Linked DNA regions of Homo sapiens: region 2 is linked to region 1. Evidence: read pairs that join two places in POLR2A ChIA-PET (ENCODE). Cell type or tissue: B cell. All regions are shown on one strand. Links, peaks and the distances in the headings refer to the core of each region. The heading gives the core; the rest is flanking DNA. Region 1 has its middle 120 kb from the start of XXYLT1-AS1. Region 2 overlaps XXYLT1 (xyloside xylosyltransferase 1).

Region 1 (9,183 bases), core at 2,574-7,573:
ACAAGTTTTTGTACAAAATGACAAATATTTTCATTTCTCTTGGTCATATCCCTAGGGAATAGAATTGCTAGGTCATATGGTTACTCTCTGTTTACTCTTTTGAAGAATGGCCAGACTGTTTTCCAAAGTGTGTCCCCCATTTTACATTCCCACCAATAGTTTATGAGGGTTCTGTATATCCTCACCAACTCTTATTGTTATCTGTCATTTTTATTATAGCCTTCCTATTGGGCATGAAGTGGTATCCCATTGTGGTTTTGGTTTATATGTCCTTGATGGTTAATGGCATTGAGTATCATCCATGTTCTCAATGGCACTTTGTATATTTCCTTTGGAAAAAGAATAAACACTTATATCCTTTGCCTGTTTTTTAATTGGGCTATTTGTCCTTTTATTTTATTATAGAGTTGCAAATATTTCTTCTTGCTTTGATGTTGTTATTTTTTATCGGGCTTTTTTTTTTTTAGACATTCTTTTGATCTTTTGACAAATCAGAGAGCCCAGCTCAACTTCTCACACACTCTCCAGGTATTTTTTAAGAAACGAAACATTTTGGTACAAGCCAAAATGTTGTTCTCTAGGTAGCAACTAATTGTGGCAGACATTTGTCTGTTTTGTGCTTGTTGTTGGTTTGATGGCCCAGCATCTGGAACCCTTCTTGTGTTTGTGAATTTACTACCTCACGAGTATTTGTAGGAAGCAGAGCCCTTCCTCCACGATGGATGCCAAGAAGGCCAGATTTGTGCTTTTTCCAGTGTCTCCTGCAGCTAGGACACGAGAGCATGGCTTAGACTCAGCCAGTCAGATTCCTACCTGCCCCAGATGTGTGCTAGGATCTGCTGAGGGGAGGCAGGAGGGTCACCAGGAAAAACATTGCAGGGATGGCTGGACCTGTGATGGTAACATTGTACAGAGGGGTGGCAGCAGGGGCAGCAGTGTGAGTGCCCAGCGTCACAGGTGCTGGTGGCAGTGGAGTGGCAGCCATGCCAGCTGAGGCTCTGTTTCCCAGCAGATGTGACAGCGGCATCCTCTCTGCCTGGTTCTGAGCTGTGGTTTGGTGTAAACCTGAGTGCTGCTAGCCTTTCTGCTCCAGCCCATTTTATAAGCTCAGTCCTGCATCTTTCCCAGTGATATGGTAAAACATCCAAGATTGGGAAGTTTCTTTTTGTTTTAAATTAGCATAATTGCTTTCTACCATTGCTATTAAGAAGCTTGACTAGCCAAAGATGATGTTCCTTTTCCTGAGAAATGCCACATGCAATGGGACACTCAGAATCGAAAGAGATAACAACCACTTTGGACTGTATTTAGTATGAGAAGCTCAAACAGATGCTAGGCTCAACTGATCCCCAACAAATATTCTAGTTGTCAAAGCAACCCCTGCAGGCACCAAAGCACTCCAACCTAGACACAACCTGGGTAAGAATGATTTACTGTTGTACAGAGAAATAGTTTAAACACACAGAAGCAAAAGAATGTCTTGTCTACGGTGGTACAGAGTCCTGATGTATGAATCCAAAATATGGCCCTTATAGCATCGGGAAGTAACCAGTTTCGTGGCCCAGCTGGACCAAATGCTGGTATCGACTGGGTGTGTTATAGGCAGAACGCATGATTCTCAGGTGGCAGCTAGCCTCCACGATGGCCCCTAATGATTCTAATGTCCTGGCATTCAAACCCTATGTGGTCTCCCTTCTCACGTTGAATCAGAGCTGCTCTGGATGACAAACAGAAATGACAGAAGCTACAGTGCATGGCGTCCAACGCTAGGTCATAAAAGGTACTGCAGCTTCCTCCTTGGCCTTTGGATGGCTCACCCAGTATGGGGAAAGCTGGCCACTGTACTGGGAAGACACTCAAGCAGCCCTGCAGGCTGGAGAGGAACTGAGGCTCCCACCAACAGCCAGTCCCCAGTCCCCCGCCATGACAGTGAGCCACACTGTCCTCCAGCATCAGAAAAGCCTGTAGAGGACTGCAGCCCTGCCTGACATCTGATCACAACCTCTGGAGAGACCCCAAGCAGGAACTGTCCAGCTCAAGCTGCCCCTGCCTTCTGGATCCTCTAAAGGTTGGGTGATTTGTTATGCAGAAATGGATACATAATACACCAACTAATCTTCCATCCAGTTCCTTTCTATTTTGGGAAAACCCAACAAATTCCACTGCATGGGCAATGAGAACACTCCAAAACTACTCATTCAGCAACTTGTATATTTAAGAATGCTGTTTTTCAAGTGTGGTGCATTGCTCTGCAGAACTGGCATTTTAAAAATAAAATTGGATTCATTTCCCGTAGACATGTTGCTGGTAATGTTCTGGAGAGTTGTTTCTCTTTCTAGAAGGGTTGGAGGTATAGAGAGTGCTTCCTGGTTAGTGCTGGAGCAAAGGAATGCTATGAAAAGAGATGGGTACGGGGAGGAAGGCCAAATATAGAAGCCGCTGCTTCAAGGGTCAGGATTGCAGACCTGGCCAGGACTCAAGTGGTCCGAGATATCCATACAGCAGCATGGGTCTCTCTCTCAAGGGCCCTGAATCTGCTCCCATTCCTAAGACACCGCAATTTAATAAAATCCTCTTTAAGCCCATCGCAGTGTACTTTAAGCCTGTGCTGTGCAAAGCTCTGAGATGATTTACAGTGAAAATTATTTACCATCCCCAGCCTGAAGAAGCCTCTTTACCCAGAAAAAAAAATACTTTAAAAACCTATAGACTCTAACAACACTACGCTTAGAAAAAAAAAATGTCAACCGTGATTAAGCATGTCTTATGTCGTACTCAAGTAGCTGTGCAGTTCGGCGGGCAGAACTGTAATTAACAATTAAGTCAATCAACAAATATGTATTTGTCTTTAGAAATGGGCCAGTTTAGCAACGCTCTAAAATTGTCAAAACATCCTCCTTTACTCAACAACCACACCCCAGCTACCTCACTCCCATACACACCTAACACTTTGTGACTTTGCGAAATAAACATGGCACAAATTTTTTTGAATACAGGATAGAGAGTCTTTCATTCTAGCAAGGACTGGATGGGCTGCATCCTTTGGACATGCTCCATAATGTTGGATTTTGCCCCAGACTCCTGCTCCAGGACCTCTCCCCCATCCCACCCCACCCACAGGTGCTCCCAGGGTTGCCCTTAGCAAATCAGAAGGTGGCCCAGCTTCATGCCTTTCCCCCAGGACCAGTCTCGGTAAATGGGCACAGCTGCCTCATGCATTCGGCGGCACTCTGACCTTTTCAAGGTACCCCCAGCTGTCTTGCCCGGAGTCAGGTCCTTAACACATTTACAAATAGTCTTCGCCAGGATTCTCAAGCAGTCAGCCCTTTTCTTCCTGAGAAAGAAGAGACTCTCGGGCTTCCGAACCCTCCAGAGCTGCTACGCATCAAGGACAAGCATCACCGAAGGGTCTCCTGTTGTGCATTTCTCCAAGATCCTTTGCAAGTTAAACAGTAAGTTCACTTCAGCCACGCCAACACCACTCACAGTCACTGGAGAGAAGCCAGGCGGAGCCTCAGCAAGGACATTTGGGCCCAGTTACCCTTGACTCGTTGGACACAATGCTGACCTCTCATCCCTGAGGCAACCCCAGCTCTCCCTGTCTCCATCCAGAAGGGTGAGTCTAGGTCAGTCCAGCAAATGCCAGTTTACAGAAAGCTGAGAGACCAATTCACCAAGAGACAATTTGCAGAGCTCAACTTGCCAAGCAAACACATCGCCAAACTTATCTAATTTGCTTATTAGAATGTTCAACAGGGCTATTCAGCATCACTAGTGGGAACCATTAAATTTTGGTAACTGATGATGAGATACATAGAAAAGTATATTTCAGCTGCAGCAACCAATTTTTTTTTTTTTTTTTTTTTTTTTTTTGAGATGGAGTCTCATTCTGTCTCCCAGGCTGGAGTGCAGTGGCGCAATCTCAGCTCACTGCAACCTCCTCCTCCTCCCGGGTTCAAGCAATTCTTGTGCCTCAGCTTCACACGTAGCTGGAATTTACAGGCATGCACCACCATACCCAGCTAATTTTTGTGTTTTTAGTAGAGACGGGGTTTTACCATGTTGGCCAGGCTGGTCTGGAACTCCTGACTTCAGGTGATCCACCTGCCTCGGCCTCCCAAAGTACTGGGATTACAAGTGTGAGCCACCATGCCCAGCCGGCTTTTCTAATGAAATTTTTCACTTGTCACTGATATTTTGGATGAGATTGTTTAGGCTAATGCTGACTTCCCGCAAACACTTTGAGGTTTAAGTCTGGATTATTATCCAGTGGAGTAAGTGAGCCCCTGGCCCTGGCCTCTCCAGAACCATTCAGTTTCCAATTACACCCACCCACAGAACATGCCCTCATTTCTGTGCGATCTGCCTCCCTGGTGCCTGTGCCCCTGGGCTCTATCAAGGTGGGCCTTGGCAACAGCTGTATCAGCCAACACAGCTGGCTCTGCTAGGGTCTGATGGTCTCCATGGATTGCTGAGAAAACTCCCAAGGGGGCTACAGCTAGGCCCCCTTGCCGACTTTGGGGGGACTGTGGCTGAAAGGCACGGCAGCTTGCCAGGCCCCTCCCTTGTTACCTTCCATGGTGGAGCCTGAAAAGTGGAAAATGCTCGCCTTCCCAGCTGCGCCTTCATGCAAGGGTGACCATGCAACCCAGCCCTGCAGTTAGCAGACAACCACATGGAGGAGCTCTGTTTAGGGACTTCTGGATGGTGGTATGCAGGGGGATGGTGGCAGTGAGGACCGTCCCCACAGATACCAAAAAGATGGCCTGCATTGTCTGTAAAGAGCTGAAAACAGTGATAGACCTGTGTGAAGGTCAATCTGCTTTTCTTTCTCACCATGTGCCTGCAATTCTAAATAAGGTCAGTGCTGTACCCCTTGTTCCACAGCCCGACCTGAAGAGCTCTGGAACTAGTGAAGGAGATGAATGCATTTGCAGGGAGAGTGACCACCTTCCCTCCAGTCGGCTCCACCTTCTTCATGACAGCAGCCTTCACAATGACAGCAGCCTTCACAATGACAGCAGTGACGAGGGCACCCCTCAAGGCTTCAGACCTTCAGGGCCTTAGGACTCATGTTCTGTTTTCTGGCTACACTAACGGAGCTAAGGGAAGGAGCCTCTGCTTCCGCTGCTCAGATGCTGGCTGGTGCCCGCCATGCCTTCATCATTCTCACATCTGATTCAGGGGCTCTCCCTTTCTCCAGGCTTGGGTTCGGGGAACCTGAGGGCCACTATCTGCTGGGTTCCATCAGCAAGTCCAGCAGCACAGCTGATCTGACAGGTGTCACATGACTCACAGGCAGGCAGGCTCAGTGGGACAAGTCCTAAACTAGGACTCAGGGGACCGCCTGGTCTCTGTTGTCTACTAACCAGCTGTGTGACCTTCAATAGGCCACTTCCCTTTTCTAAGCCTCAGTTTCCATAGCAGTAAAACCAGAGGGCCCTTCTCTAGAGAGTTCTTCCCGCCCTGACAGTCTCTCTCTCTCTCTCTCTCTCTCTCTCTCTCACACACACACACACACACACACACACACACATATCTGGGTGGGTATGTTTTACAGAAGTACTGTATTGCTCTACATTTTGTAACATGCTCTTAAGTTTTTGAGAAAATGATATACAGAAGGATTTGTAACTTCTTTGCTATTCACTCAAATGAATCCATTTTGTGTTTTAGTAGCTTCAGATCACTTCAACAGCCAATGCAAATAATCAAGACAGAAGCAGTGCAACCTCTTGGAGTTGGCCTATTTCCAGTGGTACAGCCAAACGCAATGGCATTATTTACCCAAATTGTTGGGCAACCAGCATGCACTGGAAGCAGATGCCAGCAGACGCCTTCCCGGACGCCAAGTCCTAGGAGTTGGCTTAGGCCCTTAGCTCAGGATGGAGGCAGCACCCACTGCATTGACACAATGCTGTGGGGTGATCCAGTCCTCAGCAACTACAGGGAGGATCCAGCCACTGGGGCAGACTGCACTTCAGGGACATCAGAAGCGGAAACCTGGGCTGGGGAGGTGCTTCCAAAGGAAACACCTGGAAGAGGGAGAAAGGATAAAAGAACCACCATCTAGATTAGGAAAGCAAGGCAGTTCCTGCCACCCAGAATAGTGTGTGCTGCTTGTTTGGAAAATGCATGATCATTTTCAGAGTCCTGAGGCCCGTCAGAGACTTTATGTCCAGCAGTGCCGATGGCCTGGTTCTCAGTCAAGGTAGTGGTCTGAGCTGCCATGGTCGGTCTCCTGCTCCAAACACATAGAAATTCTAGGTAAAGTACAGAAAATTAAATTTCAAAACCTATAACGAAGCTCAGAAGCTAAAAAAGCATCTGTGGATGCTCAAATAAAGAGGAGTCTTGCAGTGGTAATCAGGATTGAGCTACACCCTGTGTGTGCCTTAGAGGCTGGGTTTAGTTTTCAAGTTATCAGAAATCATATTGAGCTATAGAGATAGTTTATCACCCTGCATCTTTTAAAAACCAGATTAGGATATAATTTACATACAGTGAAATTCGCCCTTTTTAGGATATAATACTGTGAGTTCCGGCAAATAAATACAGTCATAGAACTACTACCCCCGTCAAGGCATGGAGCAGTTCCATCACCACGAACGTCCTTCTGCCCTTTGTAGCCAACTCTTCCCCCTCCCCTGGAAACTACTGGTCTATATTTGCCCTTCTATTTCTGCTTTTTCCAGAATTCCAGAGAAATGGAGTCATACGGTGTTTAGAAAGGCTGCAGCTTTAGTTCTTGCCCAGGAAGTGACACCAAGGCCACAGCCTTGCCGACAGCAGGAATACTAGGACTGAGTTCCCCAAATGAAACCAGGAGTCAGGAAAGGGCTCTCCTGTTTAGGAACTGGGATTAGAAAAACTGCTTGCTGGCCTGAATATTAGGCACAAAAGTGGGTCACTTACCTTGGACCATGAGGGAAACTGTCACCAATAAAATATCTGAACCTCTAGGTTGTATGACACAAAATTATGGACAGGTATTCTCATTGCTACCAGCACGGTGTGGATGTCCCGAGCCTAGAAACTCACATAAATACTGGTCTAGAAACTGTTTGCCCTTTAGAGGCAACAGATGCAATCACAATGTCATTCCAGAGGAACATCTCTGCAATCCAGGCATATGCAGGACCCCTCAGGAGATAGCTTCACCCACATAAATACAAAGCGCGCAAAGAAATCCAAAGCTCTGAGCAGTAAACAGCAGATTCAACCAGAAAACATGTCAGAAATGTAAAATTGTATAGAAGTCTGTGAGGGACTTTAAAATAGCTATATTTGAAGTATTTGAAGAACTCAAAGAAAGAATAGACTGATAAGAGGCCGGGCGCGGTGTCTCATCCCTGTAATCCCAGCACTTAGGGAGGCTGAGGCAGGCGAATCACTTGAGGTCAGGAGTTCAAGATCAGCCTGGCCAACATGGTGAAACCCCGTCTCTACTAAAAATACAAAAATTAGCCGGTGGTGGCTGCAGATGCCTGTAATCCCAGCTACTCGGGAGGCTGAGGCAGGAGAATTGCTTGAACCTGGGAGGTGGAGGTTGCAGTGAGCCAAGATTGCACCACTGCACTCTAGCCCGGGAGACAGAGCGAGACTCTATCAAAAAAAAAAAAACACAGAAAGAAAGAAAGAATAGACTGATAATGCAAAAACAGAATATTGTAGGAGACAATTACAGAAATGAATAATATAATAATTGGTTTTTAAAAACTAATGGTCAAGTTAAATCATCACTAGACAACTGAAAGAGGAATTAATGAGTAGGATGATAGAGCAAAGGAGATCACAGATATATAAAGAGATATGAAATCTGAGAGAGGAGTTCAGAGATGTGGAGGAGAGAGACTTATGCCTAACAGGAGCGTGAGAATACAGAGATGGGGAAAGAGGCAATATTTAAAGAGATGATGGCAGAAATATTTTTCAGAGATTAGGAAAGACCTATGGCCCCACATTAAATAAGCATACTAAGCCCAAAGCAGGATAAATAGACATAAATTCACATCTACAAGGAAAAAAAATGGTAAAAGCTAGTTTAATGAAGAGATAGATCACCTACAAAAGAATGGCTATCAGATTAACGGCAGAGCTTCCTTCATCAACATAGATATCCTAAGACAATGACTTATATCTTCAATGTGCTAAGAAAAAATGTCTTCCAAGGGGATTATAGTGTAGAACAGGTCCTCTCCTTCTCCTCCAGTATGTCTACACTTAAGAGGTCAATAGGGCCAGGTGCGGTGGCTCACGCCTGTAATCCCAGCACTTTGGGAGGCCAAGGCAGGTGGATCACAAGGTCAGAAGTTCAAGACCACCATGGCTAACATAGTGAAACCCTGTCTCTACTAAAAATACAAAAATTAGCCTGGCATGGTGGTGGGCACCTGTAATCCCAGCTACTCAGGAGGCTGAGGCAGGAGAATCACTTGAACCCAGGAGGTGGAGGTTGCAGTGAGCCGAGATCGTACCACTGCACTCCAGCCTGGGTGAGAGTGAGACTTCGTCTGAAAAAAGAAAAAAATATTCAATGTACCTGTGAAGGAGCTCTTGTTTATTGAGCATGTCCCTTTGAAGAAATGACTGAAGAGAGTCATTCCTCCGAGAGGTAGGAGCTGGTGGAATGGGACCTGCTAAGTCCACATTACCCAGGGACTGAGACTCGCTCCTTGAATTCTATATTCAAGTAAACTGGCGTTCAAGATATGCCAGGTGGATCAGCTAGACAGAGGTGAGCTAAATATTTGTTTAGATATATTAAGATAGTTTAAGGCCCAGAGATCCCCTCTGAAAGAACTTGAACTAGTCAACAATTCAGAGGGGAAATAGAAAGTGAACCCAGAAGAAAAGCACGACTGGAAAAAAAAAAAAACAAGTGTATTAATTTGCTAGGGCTGCCATAACCAAGTACCACAGAGTGGGTGGCTTCAACCGCAGACAGTTATTTTCTCCCAGTTCTGGAGGCTGGATGCCCAGGGTCAAGGTGTCAGCAGCTCTGGTTTCTGAGGACTCTCTCTCTGGCTCGCAGACGCCGGTCTTATTGCTCTGTCCTCACACGGCCTTTCCTCTCTTTGCAGACATGTGTCTGTGTCCAAATTTCTTCTTCTTTTAAGGACATCCATCATATTGGATTAAGGCCCATTCTAAACACCTCACTGTAACTTAATTACCTCTTTA
Region 2 (8,194 bases), core at 1,009-6,008, 190 kb after region 1:
AGCAGCAGCCTAAACACCCCAGACAGGCCCTGCAGGAGTCATGGCTTCCTGCTCTGTGCTCCCCACATGGCTGTCTGCCTGCCTGTGGTCATGGCCACCCGCGTACCTGTCTCACCACCCTTCTGGAGAGGGCATTCCTTGAGAATGGGAATATGCTGGGAGGGCGGGGCTCAGGACCATCAGACGCTTCTGGATGAGCATCTTCATCTTGTCTTAATATACCCTTCAGTAAACCTGAGCACTTCCCCTGCGCTTTAGGGACCAACTGGGAGTAAACCCAGAAAGGTCCTATGTAGGCCTAAGACACCAGAATCTGAGCTGCTTCGATGTTATTTACAACTCCTCCTTCCTAAAGCACCTTCCAGGAAGGGTTTGCTTAAAGTTGGTAACACTTCACCAGGTGAGGTCCACCGACTAGGAAGGAGACAGGCGGCAACTCCAGCACAAAGTGACCCATTCACACAGATATAAAACAACTGAGATGGGAGGCCACTCCTTTCTATTCCCGGAGGCCAACAGGCCCCTGTGCAGCCTGCACTGTCCTGCGGGCACCTGTCCAGGAGGTTAGCCCCTTCATGTAATTATGAAATAAGACGCCAAGTTGTAAATGTCACTGCTGAAGAGAAAGATGCTTACTAGGAATGCTGGAATTCATTAGGATGAGGTTTCTAAAGGGGCCTGTTCCTCTGGCCTCTGGTCCTTGAGGTAGCTGTCTCTCTGTGGGAAATATGTGGGGGCAAGAGGGTTACACAGAACGCTGAAGGCTTTGTGAGGACAAAATGAGACTGATCCATGGAAGTAACATCGCAGAGAAGATGCTGGTTGGAGGATAGCTGAAATGATAGCAGTAGGATCACTGAAATGTAAGGAATAAATGAACGAGATAACTGCCCCCAAAGCCAGGAAGACATGAAACCTAAGAATCATGAGGAAGAATGAGAAAAAGGAAGACTAGACAGCTACAAGACTCACAAGAATGGCCAGCACCCAAGGCTGCCTGAATGTCCACCATGTCCAAATCTTGAGAAAACGCAACAAAAAGAATGGCATGGCAGATCTGAAAACACTGGTTATAACTGATGCCACTCTACCCATTTTACAGATGAGGAAGCTGAGGGCCAAGAAGAGAGACTTGTCAGGCATTACACGCAAGCTAGGTGGCAAAGCTGATCTCAGAACCCAGGTCTACTGACTCCCTAGTTAATGCTCCTGTGTTTATTAGCCCCGTCACCTCCAACCCACTCCCAACACAGGCCATAAACTCCTAGAGAGCAGAATGCATTGTGTAATGGACCAAAGGGTGTGCTCAGGACTAACCAGGCACCCAACACAACTAGCTCGTGGAGTATCTGCATATCATCCCATGGAAATATCAGCATGAAGACAAGTGAGTACAAGCTAAAGGTGTAGCTTTCAACACCTCCAAGACCCTGTCACCATCATTGCCGTCACGGCCCTGGCAGCACTCCTCAGGAGCTCCTGGCTGTCCAGGGGACTATTTTCAGGGCTGAGAACACCTATGTCTTCTGCCTGGGTTTGAGGCCTGGCTGGCGGCCGATGCTTCCGTACAATTACACCACAGAGGGCCACATGCACGGCCCCAGTACCAGCTGGGAGATTTTCAAATCAACATTCCCAAGGGGATGTGCGGTTGGAATTGGCGGTGGTGGATCTCACATCCAGCAGAAACTTGGGTCGCTTCTGAGCTGGACGTTTCTCTGTCAAAGCGCTCTTCTCCATTTCCCTCCCAGGACATGCTTGGGCCAACTCGGCTCATCATCAGCATCCAATTAAACCAGCCACAAGCATGTCATCTGACCATGGGTGGAATTACAACCCAGAGTGAGTAATTAATGATACCCAAAAATAAACAAGAAAAGGAAAAAAAAATCCAGAAGAAAAAAATAGTGAGCCTTCTGTCCTCTCCTTTCCCTTCTCCTATCCCCAGAAACAATTCTTAGCAGACACATCTTAACACACAAAAAGCAACACGCAACAAAATAGATCAAGAAACGATGCAAAGAAAAGACATGCTCAGGTAAGCACAGTGCCTACTGTCCTGGGAAACACAACAGGCCTTCAGGGAGGGGCAGGTGAACCATGCAAGCGCCTCCTCTGTCTTTCTGTTTTGAAATGGCTTCAGAGATTTGCAGAGATAAATATTTACAACACATTAGAGGGCTTTCACTGCAGAGCATCAGCCCAAATTCCACTAACTGGGAGAGGGTTTAGGGAGAAGGGGAAATGATGACAGCATTAAGCTATGTGACTCCAGCGTCCTGAGGCTGAGGACCTGGAAGCAGCTGCCTGGAAAAGGGGCTAATTTTCCCATTGTCCACTTTGAAATATTGCAGCAATATGCCACCTGCCTTATCATACTCTGGTGTTTTTAAATTGCTGTTCAGGAGCACCTCTGGCCTGCGGGAGCCAAAGGGCAACTGAAAGGGGTGGAGACTTCCCCTAACAGTGAGAGGATCCTGACCCCAGAGGAGTTGTTTTGAGGCCCACGGGACAGGCACGGTCCCCCTGTGCTCCACCAGCCAGACCAGGCTGGCTTCTCGCACTGGAGGGTCTGAGCATGTGGTAGAGGGTCCGCCCCGCGACGCACAGACCCAGGGCGTGTCCCCAAGGGGATGTGCGGTTGGAATTGGCGGTGGTGGATCTCACATCCAACAGAAACTTGGGTCGCTTCTGGGCTGGATGTTTCTCTGTCAAAGCGCTCTTCTCCATTTCCCTCCCAGGACAAGGCCCAGCCACAGGGCAGCTGGCTCACTATAGGAATAGGGGCTACAAAGGAAGACGGGGAGCTTGCCAAGGGTCCTGCGCCTTGGCCACAGATTCTAGGGGCTCCTCCAGCCTGACCAGACAAATGTTCACCCTCTAGGAGCAGGGAAGGGATGTCTGTGTGCCAGGCCCTGGGAAGGCTTTGCATGCTGATTCAGCCCATGAACCTCCATCATGTCTCCTCGAGGTGGTGGTTAGTATCTTCCAGTTTCAGATGAGGAACCTGATGCTCAGAGACTTTCGGTAATTTGTTTAAGACAACTCAGCAAAAAAGGCTCAGGGTGGAGAGCAATTACAGATTCGCCTCGCTCGATAGTTTGCTTGAGCCACGACACATTTCTGAGAAAAGCCTTCGGACATCTCTGAAGTCCCTTTTAAAGTCCTCTTATGAGCCAGAAATGCTTCCACATCAAGGGTGAAGATAGCAGACGACCCCAGATCATCTCTGTGCAGTGGCTGGGGCTTCATGGACAGAACCCCCAACCATGACCACCTCCCACAAGACCCTCATCCCCAAGAAGCATGAAGACTATTGGGATTCTCTTTCATTGACAAAGACCAATAGAGAAACTTCTGGAAGAAAGGGTTTTATGCCCTTGTATCACCGAATCATCTAAACACTCTATGAGATATATAGATATATAGATTTTTTTTTTTTTTTTTTGAGATGGAGTCTTGCTCTGTCACCCTGGCTGGAGGGCAATGGCGCGATCTTGGCTCACTGCAACCTCCGCCTCCCGGGTTCAAGCAATTCTCCTGCCTCAGCCTCCTGAGGCACGCCACCATACCCGGCTAATTTTTATATTTTTAGTAGAGACGGGGTTTCACCATGTTGGCCAGGCTGGTCTCAAACTCCTGAATTCAGGTGATCCGCCCACCTTGGCCTCCCAAAGTGCTAGGATTACAGGTGTGAGCCACCACGCCCAGCCCTGAGATTAATATTATTTCTATTTGGCTGGGTGCAGTGGCTGATGCCTGTAATCCCAGCACTTAGGAAGACTGAGGCAGGAGGATCACTTGAGCTCGGGAATCTGAGGCTGCAGTGAGCTGTGTTCGCACCACTGCACTCCAGCCTGGGTGACCGGGTGACCAAGTGAGGCCCTGTTTCAAAAAAAAAAAAAAAAAATTCCACTTGACAAATGAGGAAATCGAGAAGTATAATAATCCAAGATCACGCAGCTGGTCAGTGGTAGGGCTCGAAACCCCGTCTGTTGGGCTCGACAGCCTGGTGCCTGCTTTTCACTGCCCATGCTGCCCTGCCTTCCGGGCTCCTGGGCAGCCAGGATACGGCCAGCGCTCAGCTTTGCAGGCTCTGCCCAGACAGGAAGGCCTTGACTCTCACTGTGCTAATCTATGTTTTCCACATTAGCAGCCTGCCCCTCCTCGGATGGTCGGGGGGAGAAAGGAAACAGAGTTCATAGAGTGATTTATGCAACCTGTTAGCAGCTCTGGTAAAAGGTTTTGGGTCCAGGAAGTTGAAATGAATAACCACAGCCAGTTTCATATATTCGCTGTACAACAAACTTTCTTCAGGCCTTACTCGCCCCCTCTCAAAATGAAGCATGAAAAACTGTGTTGGCTATGGCTCAGCCATGGCATTGTTTATAGCGCCCAGCTCCTGTTTTGTGGACCAAACAAATTATCATGAGAAGACACAGTTTTTGCTTCAGCAACAGTGTAACATGAGTCTCCTTCCTCATCCTTAGCACCTTCTGCTAAGAGGTATAAATCATATCCTTTAGGATAGGACAGAATTTATTTTGAACTTGGCTGAAAAATTTGGGGGACTTACATAAGACAGCACATATAACACCCAATGTAAATTTCCCTCTCGCTTCTATTGCCAATATGAAGTGATGGCTTACGCACGGATTGATGTAGTTCAATACACAGGGGAAATGGAATTTGAGATCTGAAAATCTTCCATTTCTATGGTAAGGATGTCCATGGTCCCTGCTGGCCTTTCCATAGTTCACATCTCTCTCGTGTCTGCTATAAGTTTTTGGTTTTTTTTTGTCTCTAAAAGCTTAAATTCTTTCCTATTTGAGGCAGGAACACATCTGGACTCTGTTCACAACAGTTAGACCGATGATGCTTAGTCTTTCTTCTTCACCAACAGGCTTTTTTTCAGAGACCCCTGGGGGAGAAGCTGTAGAAAGCAATCCTTTTTGGATAGAATTATCAGGTGTTTTCTGAAAATAATGATACAGATACCACTGGTTGCCCAAACTGTCACAGTGCAACTTTTCAAATTCTCCATTTTGAGATTCTTTATCAGAATTATGGGCTCCTGTTTCTAATCTCACCTTCCAACCACTCTCTCCCTCTTGAGTGGCATTTGAGCCCATGCCACCTTATGGATTCAGTCTAAAATTAGGTAAACTAACAAAGGTTCCATCCTGCTGCCTGCAGCTCCTCATCCCCACACTGTCCCCTGACACCTGCTCCTGCCCTTGGCCCTGCACTCTGTCAGGGCCTGTCCACTGCAGCCTTGCCCCTTCCATTGATTCACATGGCAATGACAATGATAGGACTAATTCCTTATATTTCTATGGCATGTTGCAACGTTCAAAATACATTCCCAGCCCATAAAACTCCTTCCCATGCTTTAACTCGTTTGATCCTTACAGCAACCCTAGGGGGCAGGTGCATCCATGTGGACTGGGTTTAACTGCATATCACAGAACACCTCTAGCAGCAACAGTTTCAACACAGAGAAGAGCATAACTAAGCCACATCCACGGAGGGCATGGCTGCTCCATGAAGTTATCAAAGACCCAGACGACTTCTGCTTTTCTCCTTTGCTATCCTAGATCTCATTTCCATCCTCAAGGTACCTCATGGTGCAAGACAGGGGCTGCTGGGGCTCCAGCCAACTTGGCTGCATTCCAGGCAACTGAAAGGACCAAAGAGAAAAGACACCCTGACTTTGCTTCCTGCAATGAGGCAGACTGTTTAAGCATCCTTCCTGGAAGTCTTTAACATTTCTTCTCATAGCTCACTAGACAAAATTTAGTCATGTGACGACACTTAGCTACAATGAAAGCTGTGAAATGCATTCTTTTATGGGCAAAAGGTTACCCCCAAATAAATGGGATGCAGTTGTAAATAAGAAAGGAAAGAACTGATATAGAGCAGGAACTAGCAGTACTCCCACAGAAGGCAAGAAGTAACTACACCCACTTTACAGATCAAGAAATAGAGGCCCAAAGAGATTAGGTGTTGCTACGGTCACATGGTCACTAGTGGCAAGATGGGAACTAAGTCCATGTCACTGGCCCCACATCCAGATCCCCTTTCCCTGTTCATGGAGCCTCCTTGCTGCAGTGGAGCCGCTGCTGTGTTTCCGCATGGACTCTTGCTTGCTTCCCCTCCAGACCTTTGTTCAGCCCTCAGCTGTCCCCAGTTGGTCTATCAACAAGATCCGTGCCTGCCAGCCCCAGGCTGCCATCCTGAAGGACTACTGTCCTCTGTCCCCTGCCTCACACTTTGTTCCTTCTTTGTTCCCTGCCTTGCCTCCCTGCATTTGTGTCCCACTGGGTCCCTTGGAATCCAGGCATGGTCATTAGCAAGGAGGACCAGGCCAGAGGTGGCCAGATACCAGCAATACAGACCCTCAGAGTAGGATCACAACCCCACAACTATTTCTGCAATGCCCAGAGAGTTCTGTGAGCAGGATGCCTCACCTTGGGGTACCCATACCATACCAAGATGGTTGACACCTCCTGAAATTGTTTCTGATGGCCAACCTCTTGTGTGACCATGACCTTGTTCCATTCTGACACTGAAAACACATTTCATGATGGATGTGGACGCTTATCTGTGGGTCCTTGACTACAATGCCTAAGCAAACACAAATTAGTTAGTGCTGAAGTGCAGTTTGGTAAACAGAACCTTTGCAATGATGGAGTCCGTTATGGGAAGTGACTAAGCGGGTTTCTTGGTGGTGAAATGTGTGGGGACTTCTGCTCCATTGGAAGGGGAGAGTCTGTATTTCCAGTGAAAATTGGAGCCTGGACTCTCAGCACAGGGGCCAGTCCTGGACTTCCCCGCCTTCCTGTGTACACATGAAAACATTTTGTTTTCAAGTTCTAGCACCTTGGCTACCTCTTTCGTGTCTCTAACATGAAGGTCTCTGTATTCTGGCAGCAGTTCTCCCCATTGTGAACAATGAATCCGCCACTCTTCCCTGGAGTTACACTGTCTCAGTTCCTCTCCCCCAGCAGACTCATTCTTCTCCAGGTGGTGCTCTCCAGCCTCCTACCATCCTCTACAGGGTCGCAGGCTACAGGGTTTCCTCAGCCTCCTCCAGCCAACTACGGCGGAAGCACCAACAACCAAGAGAGGCGCAAACTCCTGAGATCCTCTCCCAGAAAGGGCAAATAGGACCAGGCAGAGAACAGCCGGCTTCTCAGCGAGAGGAAGATGTCCACCCCCAGCCACAGCGCCTGACTTCTCCCTGGGACCATGGAGGGGTGTGGAAAGAATGGCCCCACATCATCCCTTGTGCTAGAAGAAACCCACATCACAGCACAGAAAAATGTTTCTCCACTTTATGAGTCCAGAAATACCTCTCTGACCTTTTCTAGCAGGAGGAAAAAATATGGCCTTAATCTTTTCAGTAGCAAATATCTTTTACCCTGTGACAGTTTGCAAACTGACTAGCCAATGGTCAAATGGCTCTTCAGCTTTCCTGTCTCCTGAGCCAGGAATCCTAACAAAATGTCACGTTATATTGGTGCTGTTGATACTACATCTTCTAAAAAAGATGGACGATCTATCATCATCGTTATATTAGTGCTGTTGATACTATATCTTCTAAAAAAGATGGACGATCTAGCATCATCTAGGAGATAATTAAGTCCCTATATCTCAGGTACTGGACTACACACTTTACATATTTTGCCTCATTGAATCCTCACACACAGGGCTTACTGTCCCCATTCTCTAGCTGCCTCCTCCCTGACAGGTGAAGTTTCATTGCTTTCATCTCTGTTTACCAAGGTTGAGAGGAGCCCCTCCTGTTATGAGTCTGATAAGAATGACACAGGAAGGTGGGGAAGTCCAGGACTGGCCCCTGTGCTGAGAATCCAGGCTCCAATTTTCATTGGAAATACAGACTCTCCCCTTCCCATGGAGCAGAAGTCCCCACACATTTCACCACCAAGAAACCCCCTTAGTCACTTCCCACAGCAGACTCCATCATTGCAAAGATTCTGTTTACCAAACTGCACTTCAGCACTAATTAGTCTATTTCCCAATTTTAATTAAATTTTAATTTCATTTAATTCATTAGTTTTTCTTCTAATTAAATAACATTTGAGTTATTTTAATTTTAATTAAAGACATAAAATACAATGCACCAAACTGACAGAACTGCAGCTGAGTGCAAAAAACAAAGAGAAAACAA

The links. ChIA-PET counts read pairs that join two places held together with the same protein. Peaks named below come from ENCODE experiments on the same cell type or tissue, not always from the same donor. Only the 100,000 strongest peaks of a DNase experiment are listed, where the experiment ranks them.
Region 2: POLR2A ChIA-PET joins it to region 1 with 7 read pairs; 2 of 35 experiments call an interaction of 5 or more read pairs at or near these places.

What each region holds. Positions count from the first base shown.
Region 1 is chr3:194,970,368-194,979,550 of GRCh38, forward strand. No RefSeq gene overlaps it. Among named protein-coding and RNA genes, the nearest start is that of XXYLT1-AS1, 120 kb to the right of the region's middle. In B cell, for the core only: no CTCF peak of the experiment used is centred there; a DNase peak (open chromatin) is centred at 5,294.
Region 2 is chr3:195,158,205-195,166,398 of GRCh38, forward strand. The region is part of intron 2 of XXYLT1 (xyloside xylosyltransferase 1); the gene reads right to left. Among named protein-coding and RNA genes, the nearest start is that of XXYLT1-AS2, 14 kb to the left of the region's middle. RefSeq lists enhancers at 1,558-2,058, 2,071-2,585, 4,120-4,259, 4,300-4,449 and a silencer at 5,145-5,312. In B cell, for the core only: no CTCF peak of the experiment used is centred there; DNase peaks (open chromatin) are centred at 2,977 and 4,180; H3K27ac peaks cover 567 bases.